Regions from separate parts of the Homo sapiens genome. Here region 1 is linked to region 2. Evidence: chromatin loops called from intact Hi-C (ENCODE). Cell type or tissue: ascending aorta. All regions are shown on one strand. Links, peaks and the distances in the headings refer to the core of each region. The heading gives the core; the rest is flanking DNA.

Region 1 (8,264 bases), core at 2,225-6,224, 410 kb before region 2:
TGTATCTCTGTAGTAGCTGAGAGCGAACCCAATTTCCTGACACAAACATATCATGTAACTGCCATTGAGGGGATCAAGAAACATATAAGGATCATGCCTGAAACTGACAGAGGCTCCAAACAGGGTAGAACATCTAGGTGTCTATAGTAAATCCTTTGACTTCTTTCTGGAGGAAAGGATATATCATCCTCCCATCTCCCCAGAGGAGCATCCTACAGAGGTGCTTCAGCATCTGTGGGTTTTGCCATAGTAGGGAGATGATGGTGAGAATTGTCACCCATCTCACTCACAATGGCCTCTGTGGCCTAGCCACTTTACCTCTTCCACCTCATCTGCTCTCATCTCCTCCCCACTAACTGTGCTCCAACCATATATACCTTCTGGGCATTTTTCAGACAGGCCAGGCATGTTCTGGCCTCAGCTATGCACTTGCTGGTCCCTTTTCCTGTAATACTCTCCCCCAGATATCCTTCCTCACCTCCTTCAGGTCTTTACTGGAATGTCGCCTTCTCCGTGAGACTTCCCCTAACCATCGTAATTAAAAATTGCAATCACCTCCCCCTAACATGTCTTCTACCCCTCCCTGCTTAATGTTTCTCCATACAGCTTACTGCTTACTACTTTTTATTTATCTTACTTACTGCCTGTATTTCCCACTAAACTATAATACCAGGAAGACAAGGGTTTGTGTCTTGTTTGGTCCCACCTACATTCCCAGGGCTGGCCATGTAGTAGGCTCCCAATTTCTATCTGTCTAAGTCATGGACGGACACCCATAAGAAATGGGCATACGAGCCTTGATGGTGCTGGTAGACATGGGGTGGGAAGATTGAAGAACCGTGAGAATTTGAAGGACCTGGTGAGATTCAGCCTATTTCTGACCTGTTAGTCCTGGTTAGGTCTTCTGGGTAACCCCCATGCTGATACTAAATAAGAGCACAGTTTCCTGAAAGCAGTGCCCCAGGAGGATGGCCCAGGAACTCAAGGGTCACTGGGGCAGAGCACACTGTGTGGTGGAAGGGTGTGGACAAGACAGGCTTAGGAGGGTAGGGGCAGAGAGAATGCTGGGACGTGGCAGAAATCAGGGCTGCCTGAATTCCTTGGGAATAGGTAACATCATTTCATACAAAGGTTGTGTGTGTTCTTAGGTGCTTTCTGTACCACCTTTCTTCAGGGGTGCCTAGCCACTTATTGTGGGTTTTCTCCTTGGTCCCCTTCTCTCTATTTTTTACTTTAATTTTTTATTTCTTTTAACTTTCATTTTAAGTTCAGGGGTACAAGTACGGGTTTGTTACATAGGTAAACTGTATCATGGGGTTTGGTGTACAGATTATTTCATCACCCAGGTATGAATCCTAGAACCCATTAGTTATTTGTCCTGAGTCTCTCCCTCCTCCCACCCTCCACCCTCTGAAAGATCACCATGTTTGTTGTTCCCTCTATGTGTCCATGTGTTTTCATCATTTAATTCCCACTTATAAGTGAGAACATGTGGTATTTGGTTTTCTATTCCTCTCTCTCTTTTTAAAAATAGAGATGAAGTCTCGCCATGTTTTACATAATTACATAATTACTATATTAGGAATGCCTTTGCTTGGCCTAACACTTTACTATAAAATGCAAATAATCTTAAGAGGGACAATAGAATATATTTCATCTAGTATTTGTATTTTAACGGAGAGAAGTTTATGACAACTCAGGAGCTAGTTCTGATAAGCACAAGGAGAGAGGATGAGGGCACTGAGCATCTGAAATGACTTGAATTCCTGGCCTTAAGTGATCCTCCCGTCTTGGCCTCCCAACGTGTTGGGATTACAGGCATGAGCCACCACACCCTTCCTATTGTGGGTTTTCTTTATTCTCTATTGGCCAAGGGATGTTCCAGCTTGTTCCACTTGCCTCATCACATGGGGAGTCTTGGTTTACCTTTTGTTTTGTTTTGTTTTGTTTTACAAGTTTCTGTCTCTTTCTTTTATCCAGATAACTTATGCTATCCCAAGAGAAGAATGCTGTCAGGGCTAGAGTGCAATAAAGTAAGGCTGGGGAATAAATGAGCAAAATGATTCCATAGTCCACGGGGCCCTCTGTGTGTGCCCTCTTACGTCACAGTCATTTCAGATGCTCAGTGCCCTCATCCTGTCTCCCTGTGCTTATCAGAACTGGCTCCTGAGTTGTCATAAACTTCTTTCCATTAAAATACAAATACTAGATGAAATATATTCTATCATCCCTCTTAAGTATATTTGCATTTTATAGTAAAGTGTTAGGCCAAGCAAAGGCATTCCTAATATAGTAATTATGTAATTTCAGCATCTGCTGGTTAATGGCGGGACTGTGGAACCTAGTAACTTTGTTTCTGAAATCAGAGTCTAGGCTATTGTGTGCATAGATATGATTGTGGCCTCGGCTAGGGAGACTTCCGCCCTCAAATCTGTACTTTCTCAAGCTGGGGATCCTCAGGGTCTTTGAAAGACAAGTCTGCGTAAAGCAAGTGCTCTGTTTTTGAGTAGAGAATGCAGGGACCATAAAATCTTTAGCCTTCACTTCTCAGAAATCACCACTGATTCCAATAATAACTTCAAATATTCAGTAAATCTCAGGTATAGAAACTGGCCAATTCTTTATCCTTTTTGTCAATTACCAAATGATTACTCTGATAAAGATGGTAAAGACTTCCATCTTTATTCCTCTGTATGGAATGACCAACATTACAACATGATGTACCCACAAATATTTAAAATAAAGAATTTTTGTCCAGGTGCAGTGGCTCATACCTGTAATCCCAGCACTTTGAAAGACCAAGGCTGGTGGAACACGTGAGGTCAGGAATTCCAGACCAGCCTGGCCAACATGGTAAAACCCTGTCTCTACTAAAAATAAAAAAATTAGCCAGGTGTGGTGGTGCATGCCTGTAGTCCCAGCTATGAGGGAAGCTGAAGTAGGTTAATCGCTTGAACCCGGGAGGTGGAGGTTGTGGTGAGCCAAGATAGTGCCACTGCATTCCAGCCTGGGCAACAGAGCAAGGCTCTGTCTCAAAAAATAAATAAATAAATAATTTTTAAAAAACAATAAAAACCATTACAACACGTATGCATTAATATTTCCTGACACCACTAACATATGTACTTTTAACTTTCTTATGGGTTTTCTGAGAACTATTAGTGCATTCTGCAGAGCTGCCTTCCAGGATTTGGAGACTAAAAAGCAGTTAATCATGTAAAATACTTTCTGGATATAGTAATGAAGTCTGGTTTCACTGTATTTTTCTATGTTTACTTAGCAAAAGGCTTAAATGAGCCCACAGTGATAAATGTGGCCAAGTTTCCCTTCCCCTTCATCCCTCTCTTTCCTTCTTCTTTCTCAGGAAATTGGTGTGGAAAATCACTCTGTCCTGGGATGGCAACTCTCCTTGTATCCAGACTTATCCAGAGCTCCCTCTGCTCCCTCTAGGCACATGACTTGAGCTTCATGTGCCACCATGGGCATTGAAATTACAGTTTCCATAAACAGACAGACTGAGGATGAGAAGGGTAGAGGCAAATGCCATCAGCTTCTGTGCCTTGGGCCATGGATCCTATGGAGGCTGGGTTTCTCCCCCTTGCACCCTGTGAAGCTGGTAGCATACATGATTTTAACTTTCTGATGGGTTTTGACACCGTCAATACAGACCTTAGCTCTGCCAAGAACATCAGGCAAGTTCTCATAAGAAGTAGAAAGAAAAAAAAAATCTGGATAGCATTTCTCAATATTTCAAAATCCATGCCCTCCTTGGGAAAAAATAAAATAAAATAAATGATTTGAAATTTCAAAATAAGCACTTTTATTTGGCTTTCCAACTATATACTTTTATCACAATATTGAATATGTTTTGTTTCCAAAACACACATGTGGCCGGACGCAGTGGCTCACACCTGTAATCCCAGCAGTTTGGGAGGCCGAGGCGGGCGGATCCCCTGAGGTTGGGAGTTCGAGACCAGCCTGGTCAATATGGTGAAACCCCATCTCTACTAGAAATACAAAAAATAGTCAGGCATGATGGCGGGTGCCTGTAATCCCAGCTACTTGGGAGACTGAGGTGGGAAAATGGCTTGAACCCAGGAGGTGGAGTTTGCAGTTAGCCGAGATTGAGCCATTACACTCCAGCCTGGATCATAAGAGCGAAACTCTGTTTCATAAAAGCAAGCAAACAAACAAACAAAAAGAAAACACATGCCTCTTTGAAAGTCTAACATCCCCCACAGAGGATCATAGGTCTCAAATGTGGGTGATCTCAGCAGGGGCCCTCTTCCCCCTGGGCTTAGGGGAACAATGGATTTGTCCAGTTCCCTGTTCTGTCTTGGTTTCACCTTTGTTAACATGTCCAGTGTTTTGGTTCCATTTGGTTCTATTAGGAGTGTGTGGCAGGCCGCCCAAGGGAATGGATTTGGCAGTTATGCCAGTGATTTGGTTAAGAAGAACAACCAACTGGAATAATTTGATTTGGTAAGCACATTTTCTTTTCTTTGGCAGGGCAGGTAGGATGCTAGGCAAGCCAAGGGATTATATTTTTATAAGCTTGTTTTTCATTGCAAGCTTGTTATATATCCAAGAGAATTATTTCAACGTGCTGTTTCTTTAGTAGGATAATATCTTTCAAGGATTTCTTTCTACTATTAGTTAAAGAGTAATTTTAAATCAGCAAAATAGTTATTCCTAATAATAATAACTATTATTGGGTCTAATTACTTTATGTATATTATATAATAATAATAATAATAATAATACATTTTTGGAAAGAAAGAAACAGCAGATACAGGAGATATTGAAAGTGAGGAAAGGGAATCAAGTAATATCCAGAATCTTCCTTAAGAAAGGATAGTTAAATATTGCTTATTACCTGAAAACTACATGTCACCTGGGAGCAACAGACCCAAAGGAAGTGAGAATAGGCCGGGATGAGGCAGAAAGAAGTAATGTTAAGCAAGAAAGAAACCTTATGTGATTTTTGGGGGAACGAAGATAATTATAGTGGGGAGAGGTGGAGAGAGGGCAGGCCTGTTTATCTCAGCACGGAACTTGTTAAAAAACACTTTTATTTTTAAACTCAAATTTTACTTTAAAATAAAGTATCATTTTCTTGAATGGAGTTCTGTATATTTAGAAGTTTACTTTGGATCCTCAGATATGTCTACAAACTTATACAGCTATCCCTCTGGGTAGAATGTGCTTAGGAGCATAGGAAAAACCAGTTTGCCTTCTCTGTGGTTATACCCTGTAGATTTTTTTTTTTGAGGATATAAAAACTTTTTTTCAATATTCATGGTATGAAACTAGAAATGATTATTAATTTAAAACATAAAATATTTCCAGGTTTCATTTGACAATATTTATTTAGTTTGAAATATTAAAAAATAAAACGCAAGAAATTTTATAGGAAAGAAACCATCACTTCAAGTGGCAAATTCACCCTTTAGGAATAGTTTGCCTTTAGTTTATAACTATTCAATGCTAATTGCAACAGGAAGATCATCACCAACCTAAATGGTCCCTTAAAATTTACAAAGTGTTCATGTCCAGAATCTTTTCTTTTTCCTGTCCTAAATTGTTTATTAGGTATGAATTGTACAAACTTTACTTGTATTCGCGGTAACGGCGGAGCTAGGGAGTAGCTGCCCAGCGAAACCACCAGTAGTGTGGTGGAGCTTATGGCCCTTCCAAGGCCCCGGCTCTTTCAGCCTGCAGATGTCAGCCTGCGCATCTCCCTGTGCTTGTGGACTGGTTTTTGGTGATCCGTCGGGTGTCAGGATTTCTTCTCATAGCTTTATGGAATGGATCGATGAGGATAACCTCAAAAAATTTGTATGTGGAACCTTCACCAGCCCAGTAAGAATTGAGGATTCTTAGAGCCCCAAAGTGGCGTCCAGCTCGCTCCTCTACAAAGGACTGAAGGCTTCGAGCAAAGTTTAGCTGGTTAACACCATGATGGACAGGCTTGCCGTAAGTTACACCCTTCGGAACTGGACGTTTTCAGCCACCACGGCGAACACGAATCCTACAATCTTGCTTGGCCTTGTAGCCCAGTCGGCGTGCTTTTATCAGGGCAGGTGGGGTGGGGAGCCCTGTGGAAAGCAGACAGCTGGTGGTACTCAGCTGAGCAGCGGACCCTCAGAAGAAAGTGCATGACATCAGACAGTTTCTTTCTCCATAGCTCCCGGATGTACTTGTATGCACCCACCTTGGCTTACCTGATGGTTGCCACCAGATGGAAAGGCATGTCCAGAATCTTAATTAATATTTCAAATAGCTCTTTTTGAAATTGGCAGGGCAGGTAGTATTATTATTCTCATTTTTTCAAATGTGGAAACCACAACAGAAAGAAGTCAAATGACTTGACTACAGTCATCCCACTTTCCATAGAGAAACTAGGACTTCAGTAAAGGCATTCTGATTCCAAATCCTTTTTTCACCATATCATGCTACTTCCTTAACTACCTGTATTTACAAACAGCTGCAGAAGCCCCCGAAATAATTCATTTTGGATGCAGTCCATTTAGGATTCATGGATCCTGGGCACAACCTAACCATACTCTTTCCTTCTTTCCTGCTACCACTCCCCTTCTTTTCACCCACTCCTCAAACACAAATCTAACAAAATATCTGTAACCAAAGGAGGAACTTGTGTGAATAAATATATTTAGGAAACAGATTTCCAAACACTCTGGAGCCTAATAAACAACGATTTTTAAATATGTTTTATGACTGCTCTGGGGTTCCACAGAAACAGATGGACACAGAAGTACTTAGGATGTATTTGGCATGTGATAGGAAGTGATATCATGAGAAGAATGAAAAGGGATGTGAAACACTGAAAGCGTAAGGTAATACAAGTAACAACTTTCCCTGCTGTTGCTTCAAAAGGTCAAAAATATAGCTTCATGCTGTTCCCAGAAATGACCAAAGAATTAAGGAACGACTTATCATATGAAGTATCACACAATGTCTTGTTCTGCCAGGGGTCCGGGCCCCATATCTCAGACAAAGACATCTCAGCTTTTGAATACCCTTCAAAAGCTACCTATTCTCTGCTAGAAAACAGGACTCCAAACCTGCAGAACTGGGCCCACTCTTCCTTTTTCAAGACTAGTACCCACCACCTTGAAGATGAGCTGAGACCTTAAAAAAAAAAAAAAAAAAACACATGCCCACCTCTGGATGTAGCTCCCTGTCCCCTGTCAGCCAGACCAATAAGTAGGGTCAAGTGACAACACAGCTGAGTTGTGTGAGCATTGGGCCTGCGAGGGGAGAAAAAGGACTTAGACCAAATGAGACACAGGATACAGTTCCCATATGCCAGAGTCTCTGGGGAGAAATTACGGAACTGGATTCTGGGTGTGCTGAATTAAGGGGAATTGAATATCATAGACAATATTCAATACAATAAAGAATTTATCAATATGGCAGCCCTCTTCCTTAACACAGGATTTAACACTGGCAGGATCCACTGAAGATGATGCTAATGCATTGCTAGGCTGGCTTTGAAAACTTTGGGAAAATGATGGCTCACGCTCACTTTATTTGAAATTCCACAACTCCACGGTACAAAGTTGAGCAAGGGGATCAAGAGGCTCATGGTAGCAGGCAGGCTGCAGTGGCAGGATATACAATGTAAGGCCAAAAAGTTCACCAACTGGCTATATTCTGTGGGAATGCCAAGGAAGCAGTTTGCCAGACCCATAAGGAATATACTAGTGAGAGGATGCCAGCCAGAGTTGTGGAGTTCAGTGATGTTCTTCGCTGGAGTTCAGGGCTGAGGATAGGAGAAGCTTTACAGAACTGGGATCCCAGAAAGCTGTTGTAATAATGGAAGCCAGGTGGTGGCACTGAAGCTTCAGAAGCCAGGTGGGTGCAATTATGATAATGACCCACACTGTGGAATGGCAATCTTAAGAGCCTGAGCCACCAAGAGCTATGAATATGGTTAACAGTGCATGGTATTCCCAGGGCAAGATAAGTGGGCAGACAATAAGGGTATCATTCCATCTAAACTACAAAAGAAATCAAGAATGGATAATCAGGAGGTTGAATACAGAAATTAAAATGTCACTGTCTCCAGTTTAGATTCCAGACCTAAGCCAATTTTCAGACCCAAAATTCATTGACTAATGGAGTGGCTTGGTCCCCATAAGGATGGATCACTATAACACCACAGCAAGTGGATATATTAATGATTCTTCCTCGTTCCTTCTCAAAGGGATCTACAGCCATTTACACAGGCAACTATATTC
Region 2 (8,264 bases), core at 1,382-5,381:
GATTCACTTGAGGTCAGAAGTTTGAGACCAGCCTGGTCAACATGGTAAAACCTGGTCTCTACTAAAAATATATACAAAAATTAGTCAGGCATGGTGGCACGTGCCTTTAGTCTCAGCTACTTGAGAAGCTGAAGCAGGAGAATCACTTGAAACTGGGAGGCAGAGGTTGCAGTGAGCCAAGATGACACCACTGCACTCCAGCCTGGGCAACAGTGAGACTTGGTCTCAAAAAAAAAAAAAAGAAAAAAAAAAAAAAAGGGAAACTAATACCATAGGGGAGAAAAGGATTATTTTTATGAAAGGAGAATTTAAAACAATCATTATCCTCAACATGATCCAGAGAATATTTTATCAATAAAACAAAAACATGCTACTATGAAAAAAGAACAATCAGAAAACCAGAAGATTTCTTAGAATTTAAAACTATGCTTCTACAAATAAAATATTTTAAAACCATGATTATGAAAATAAAATTATTCATAAAGGGGCTGAGAATAAAATAATCCTGGTATTATACCTGGTTAGTGATCTGGAAAATAAAGACACATCAAGGAAAATCTCCCAGAATGAGGAGCAAAACCACAAAGGAATGAAAACAAATGAAGTATTGAAAGTGTTTTGGATGTTAAACTACTAAGGTAGCATTAATAATAAATAAGCTGTAAGGTGGCATCAGTAATACTTGAATAAAAAATACAGCAAATATATTCATCTTACACATAATAAATATGTTAGTATATCCATGTGTACGTGTCCAGTGGAAGGGTTAAATTGAGCAATATCACTAAATCTCTATCAAAAGACAAACTTCATTATAGAATTATTTCTCAGCATTGTAGAAATCATATTCGTTCCTAGAAGTCACCAGTTGGAATTTTATGTGGGCTGGAAGTGTGGTGAACATGGAGTTCATGCATGCTCTAACACTTCTGTGATTATAGAACAGCAAGGCTTTTTTGGGTAGGTATACACGAGAGATAGAAAGGTCATTTGGGGTGATGAGTCAGTTTTTCCAACTTCCTGCAGGGTTGACTTTAGATTTACAAGGATTCCACATAGTTTTCATCTCAAAACAGTATTCCTTTTTAATGGCTTTAAAATCAAATAGCACAGAGAATTTCATTTGCATGTCAAAATCCTTGTAATGCATTTTTTGTTAATATGCAATTTCAGTGTCTGCACATGGATTTTTCTTAAGGACAAGTGCTCCATAAAAGATTTAAATGTTCACTTTTCGGTCCCAAACTCCTAAAATAGAATCCCAAACACCACTGAAACCTGACAGCAATGGCAAGAGGTCAACTAATATCTGTGCTTTTAAACCACAGAGACATGTGATTCAGTGGAAAATGCACCTCGGCCTACTCTCATTCTTAGCAACAAGAAGTTAGGTTGGTAGCACACACCATTTCTGACAAAAAGAGGATAACTAAACCACTGACTAAAGTTGTCAACTCCTGAAATGGGGATTAGGTTATGGAGAAAATAAAAATATTAGATGAAGTGACCCTGATAAATATTGACTTTCTGGCAACTTTGGATCTCTTCATGCTAAATAAAAATACGAGGTTTCCTAAGTGACACTTGACCTATGAAGTCATCTTCAATAACGTTATAATACATTGGACAAGAAATGCAAAACAAATGAACCCTCTAACAGAGCCAAATTATTACAACAGCCTTTGACTAACTCTCTCCGTATTATGCTTTCCTTTTGCCAATTACCACCCACTTCCTCAGTATGGTTTTCATGGTTTGTAGGAATTTCAAGCTGTCAATGTCATAAAGCTACAGAATAATAATGACCACAAACAAAGTATAAACAAAATACAAACATAATGCAACATCTTAATTTGGGAAATAGAGGTTACAAATAGCATAAAATACAAACAATAGACAAATTTTCTTGATTGGGTTAGGTGTATCGAATTATACACTGGGAATTCTAATTAGTATATTCCGACTCATTTCTGACTTATTGTAAGCAAAAGTCAAAGTCTAAGGCTCCTCTGCATGTTTATTTCTCCTGTTTTAAACTGGGCTTAGTACACTTTATCATCACATTCTTCCATAGGAGATGTGAATATAATCCTAGGCTCTGCAGAAGTATATCTCTGAGAAAATAATATAACAAACAACATAAATTTTGATTGTGTATATAGAGCACTATGGCTCAGTACAACTGTGGTAGATGGAAGAGAGAATGTGAATCAGAAAAACAATGCATAGTCCCTATACTCAAAGGAACTTACCACCCGGTAAAGGAAAAAGACATGTTCAAAAAAAGTTCCATGATCTTGGGTGTCAACACAGGTGAAAATAGAGAGAGGAGGGGGAATACTAGCTGTATACTGGTCACAGCATAGGTTTTAAAATTCAAATGTGATTTTGGTATGAACTTTCTACCGTCATGATAGAATATTCTTTCAGGTCTGGAAGAGCAGGTCTCTTTTAAATACTGAGCTATGGTACAGTTGACAGAGGATGTTCTTCTGGGTTAGATTTCAGGAAAGCCAACTATGCAGGATGTCATGATGTATTGATAATTTATACTTCCAACCAACTGATGTAATACATAGCTCAAGAAAATGTCATCACTTCATTTACATCAAAAGTTCTGACTTTATCTAATATTCACAAACTAATTGTTAGAATTTATCAAAGAAAATTAATCCAGTACACTTTTGATATCATGGAGACTGCGTGGTTAACTGATTGAACTCACCTTTCAACGAATTGCGGTTTTACAGAAACATGATGCTGGCTTCATAGCCCTTCTTTCTTTTCCAGCTCAATTTATGATTCATTTTTTGGTTATGAGAAGCAGTAAACTAGCCCCATGTATCAATGGCTTAACCATCATTTCTTTTCTGATAATCAATGAATAAACTGAATAGACAGCTGACAGGACTGCAGGAAAGGATATAAAAATGCCAAATGGCGACAGAAGACGGCCTGTGTTCTTTTCTGTTGTATTTCCCTGTTCCACATGTTGTATTTCCCTGGGCAAGTCACTTCATACTTTAAGAGGGACACCTCTTGACTGTAAGATAGTCAACATTCCTCTGGCACCTCCATATATTAAAAATAAATTAAATTAGCACAGGATGGGAGAAAGAGCCTTTTTGTTTTTGTGTTTGTTTTTTAATCTGGAGGGCAGAAAAGCCTGTGTCCTAGGTTTGGTTCTGCCTCTAGGTAACTGCATGCTACTAAATATGTCTCTCTTTCTATTTTAAATATGTACCTCTATCTTATTTGTAAAATAGTTGTTGGACTAGATGTTCTCTCTAGTACCTCCTAGCTCAAAATTTTCTTACTGAAAAAAAAAAATAGTGCCTCTAGGCTTCTAATTTAAATGCCAGGTTTCCACCTGATGTAAATTCAACTGTCTGGGTTATAAGCCAACTACAAAATAAAGTTTATAATGGAAACAGTTAGTGACCCTTGGCAGCATCAATGCTAACAGTTCCCGCTATAATATTCAGTTACCGCTCATATCCCTGGGCAGCGACTGACGCGTTATGTAACAGTAACTATTGCAGGATTACCCAATCCTTTCACATAACCCTAATTGCACAGTCTGCTTGTGGCTCCTGTAATACCTAGTTCTCTTCAATGACACCCTCCAGGGTAGATGTGGCTGCCACCACCAAACCCAGTTCTTGATGGTTTAAAATAACAGTTATGTGTAACTTGCAAATACCACCCTTTTTAGAGTACATTATTTTTGCTTTTCCTTCTGCTTCTTTCTAACTGGCAATGACTTCCTGCCCAAAATGACCTAGCACTAGGAAAAATTCTAACAAATAATAAAATGCTCCAGTACAGGTACAGTACATACCGTGCTCTGACTTACAGCACAGACTGAGTGAGAAGCTTCAGCTGGAAAGATCCAGAGGAAAGGAAGAGGGAGATGATCCATGTTAAATACAACAAATTCTAAATTAAATAGTATTGGCCCTTTTTTTTTGGCCTTTGCATTTAACCCGTACTTTCTTTATTAAATATAAATGTTTTAACTCTCAGCAAAAAAGGGCAAATTTAGAAAATGAAGCATTTTTATAACAGAATTAATATGGAAAGTAGGTAAATATCAGATCTGATACATAAAAGAATAGACATTTCAAGATGTGCATATCATCTGAAAGTTTAGTAATTAGAAATAATTTAACCACATGTTCCTCAAAATATAACAATCCAAGAATATATTTCTCATAATATAATTTAATTTTTACTGCTTCTAATATGTTTATATTTCCATTTTAGAAAGCACAGATAAGGCTGGGCATAGTGGCTCACACCTGTAATCCCAGGACTTTGTGGGGCCAAGGCGGGCAGATCATGAGGTCAAGAGATCGAGACAATCCTGGCCAACATGGTGAAACCCTGTCTCTACTAAAGATACAAAAAGAAACATTAGCAGGGTGTGGTGGTGGGTGCCTGTAGTCCCAGCTACTAGGGAGGCTGAGGCAGGAGGATCCCTTGAATCTGGGAGGTGGAGGTTGCAGTGAGCCAAGATCATGCCACTGCACTCCAGCCTGGTGACGGAGCAAGACTCTGTCTCGACAAACAAACAAAAACAAACAAACAAACAAAAAAAGAAAGCACAGATAAATGGAACAACAAAATACAAACCACAATAGTAGCAATGTATCAAATAATCTATTTTTTCAATGCATGTTTACATTAACATAACAAAAGTCATATTGTATTTATTAATGTTACACTGTTTTTATCAATGATTGTCATAAATATTTGTTAAGTCCTTTGTGAATAATATTTTAAATTGTAGGTATTTTATTAATCATAATACATTCATGCATTTTCTCCTTGTTTGAATTTTACTTTGTATCCAAATTTTGTCAGTATGAAAAATGATGCAAACAAAAATATTCTTTTGCAAGCATTTTGCCTGTATGTCTGGTTATCTTATTTCTTAAACTACTAATACAGCTTAAGCTGCATTCCTGAAGCTATTTATATAGATTGCCAACTACGTCTGAAAAATAGAGCTAATATTTAAAATTTAGAATGATTTTCTATACATTTGATATTAGCCAAAAGACCTATACGTAAATGGAAATTCTGGTGCCCAGTTAATGTTTCACTGTGAAGCCAGAAACTATGCAAGTTAGAAATAAAAATGAAACTGTTGATGTGGTGCAAAATATCTGTATACCTGGGTACTTTATATTTCAAAGCAATGTTTTAAATATGCTAAATTCTAAAAAAAAACTATGTAGAAAGAGAAAAATCATTTAGTTATATGAATTGTGTTGAATAAAAACAATAGCATATAGTAAGATCTATAAGTGACAATCATGATATAAAACAAAAACTGTTACTGAAACAAGAGAGTTCCCTGACCCCCTCCTTGCAGGGTGTGAGATGGAGGTGTGGCTTGTCTGTTTGGTGGCTGCTGTTGCTCAAACCTCTTACAGGAGGGGGAGCATGCAACTGGACAGGTGCAGGAGCCCACGTGGACATGTGTTATAGTGTGCCCATTCAGCCTTGCCATCCGTGGATGGCTTAAGTATTAGCCAGCTCAGTGGACCCTCTGCCTTTCAGCAAGGACAGACGGCCAGTGTGGCAGCTTTCTGTATCCTGAGCTCTTGTCCAGCATCCTGGAAGAATCAGGTGTCACACAGACTTGGAGGATGAATGCAGGGCTTTTAGTGAGTAGTTGAAGAGGCTCTCAATGGGATGGACGGGGAGCTGGAAGGGGGATGGAGTGGGAAGATGATCTTCCCCTGGAGTTTGGCCAGTGGTCAGACTCCTCTCAGTGCTCAGTCGCTCCTTCTCTTCTCTCTTTCTCTGCCATGCTGTGCTGCCATTTGTCTGCTTGTCTCCTCATCTTCTGATTCTGGAGCCTGGGGTTCAGGGTTTATATGGTTACAGGATAGGGGGTGTGGTGGGCCAAAAGGCAACGCTTTGGGCATGAAAACAGGAATGCCTGTTCTCAGTTAGGCCTATGGGAATCCAGGCTTGAGGGTGGGGCCTTTGCCAGGGAACCACCCTCTTCTACCCAGTATTTCCCTGTCTCCTGTCCATATCATTAGAAAAATAGGAACTTCCCGCTACCAAAATCACATATGCAGCTATTCACAAACCAGTCTATTGTCTTTTTAAACATTCTTTCTGCTTTACAATGAAAGAGATGCTTCTCGTCCATCTGAAGCTAATTTCTCCATTTATTATCTGAATTCCAGCTCCTCCCTGCCTTCAGGAATTTTGCTGTATTGATTGTTTGCCTGTGTGCTGTATCTAAAGTTCCTCACTCTATACGGGAGTTTTTTCCATTAACATTTTAATTGTGTACAAGCTTCTTCCACTTTTAAGATTCTTCTCAATCTCCAGTTACTACCTTATCTCTTTCCTCCCTTTTGACAGACAAATAGTTTTTTAAAAATTAAGTTCATACATTCTGACACTTGCTTATTGTCTAATAAAATCTCAATTCACTGTCATATGCCTTCTACTTCCATTGTTCAACTTCCCTTGTTATCTCCTTGGTTTTCCCATCCTTTCTCATCTCTGGCCAATCTTTTTCTGTCTCTTTGTGTTTCCCTTCCTCCATTTACCTGCACATAATGATGTTTCTCTGTTTCTCAGGGTTTTGCCTTGTTTTTTTTTTTTTTTTTTTTTTTTTGAGATGGAGTCTCGCTCTGTCGCCCAGACTGGAGTGCAGTGGCGCGATCTTGGCTCACTGCAAGCACCGCCTTCATGCCATTCTCCTGCCTCAGCCTCCCGAGTAGCTGGGCCTACAGGCGCCCGCCACCACACCCAGCTAATTTTTTGTATTTTTAGTAGAGACGGGGTTTCACCATGTTAGCCGGGATGGTCTTGGTCTCCTGACCTCGTGATTCGCCCGCCTCGGCCTCCCAAAGTGCTGGGATTACAGGCGTGAGCCACTGCGCCCGGCCTGGGTTTTGCCTTTTAAGCCTTTTCTGATTCTTCTCACTATCCCTGGGTGAGCTGATTCACTCCCATGACTTCAAGTATCTTTTATAGGCTGATGAATCTCACAGCTTTATCTCCAGCATAGCTCCATCTCTTCAGATTCAGAACCGTATCTCTCTCTACCTATTGTTCCAATCCACTTGAAGGTTTCTCAAATACTTCAAGAACATCTTCAAAACTGAATGCAGGACCTTCTTCAGTTTTTTAAATTTTTTGGAGAGAGGGAGGTCTTGCTATGTTTCCCAGGCTGGTCTTGAATTCCTGGCCTCAAGTGATCCTCTCACCTTTGAAGTGTTGGGATTGTAGACATGAGCCACTGCACCTGGCCTAATCTTCCTCTCAATCTCGCTTTTCCTCCTGGATTTATTTTCCCTCAATGAATAGCACCATCATTCATCTGGTCCCTCAAGGCAGAAAGAGAAACTTGGACATCATTCTGCATTTGTTTCTCCTTTATACTCAGTTCTAGGTGGTTTTGGCCTATATGTAATTATCTGCAGGTAGCCCCCACCCTGCAAGATTACACAGGTTACAGTTAAATGCCTGTCTATAACCCAAAAATATTATTATCTTTCCTCTATCATAGCCTGCATAATACTGTTAAATTTGTCAATGTGCATATCTTCTCCAAAACCATAAACTTTGTCTGTATTTTCTCTCTTGTATCCTCTGCAACTAGCAATGTTTATCATATAATAAGCATATAATAAATATTTGTCAAATGAGTAAAAATGTATCTATTATGTTTTAGTTGTTGAGAAGAGCAGTAGTGATAATTTTTATTTTGAATAGCAAATGTTTATTATAAAATTTCTAAACATAACAAAGAATAAAAGATTTTATTCATAAGTACATGATGATGGCCTTTGTGGGTATCTACATAATAAAATATTTTTCTATTTTTCTTGTGCCAGATAGCCCATACTCCTATGTAGTTTGCAATTTACAATACATTCTTCTAAAAAGCTTCAGAAGTCTAGCCATACCTCTGTACCTTCAAAGAGTGGTTTCTTAGTTATAATCTACTGAGTTTTGACCCATGTGATTCTGTCTTACAGGGCCCAGTTGAACCAACTCAACATGGAGAGCTCACCCAAAGTGGCTATCTGTAAACTTTCCAGAGGCTAAAGAGATGGCCAGATACTGAAACTCTGCCCATTGAAATACTCAAATCCATTTTTTTTCTTTTGGGAAGAGACATACAGTCAGTTATCAGTGGAAGTATTAGCAGATCCAGATTGTCTACCCTGAGAGCCAGAGGGAACTGTTAGATTTTCAGTGGCCACAGATCACTAAAACATTCA

Evidence for each region. Peaks named below come from ENCODE experiments on the same cell type or tissue, not always from the same donor. Only the 100,000 strongest peaks of a DNase experiment are listed, where the experiment ranks them.
Region 1: it touches region 2 in a loop (2.0-fold over the local background); 1 of 110 quality-filtered maps calls a loop at or near these places.

The regions. Positions count from the first base shown.
Region 1 is chr6:131,775,099-131,783,362 of GRCh38, forward strand. It overlaps the pseudogene RPL15P9. Among named protein-coding and RNA genes, the nearest start is that of MIR548H5, 13 kb to the right of the region's middle. In ascending aorta, for the core only: no CTCF peak of the experiment used is centred there; DNase peaks (open chromatin) are centred at 3,577 and 4,413; H3K4me3 peaks cover 567 bases; H3K27ac peaks cover 2,332 bases.
Region 2 is chr6:132,189,326-132,197,589 of GRCh38, forward strand. No RefSeq gene overlaps it. Among named protein-coding and RNA genes, the nearest start is that of LINC01013, 61 kb to the left of the region's middle. In ascending aorta, for the core only: no CTCF peak of the experiment used is centred there; a DNase peak (open chromatin) is centred at 3,537; H3K4me3 peaks cover 397 bases; H3K27ac peaks cover 2,613 bases.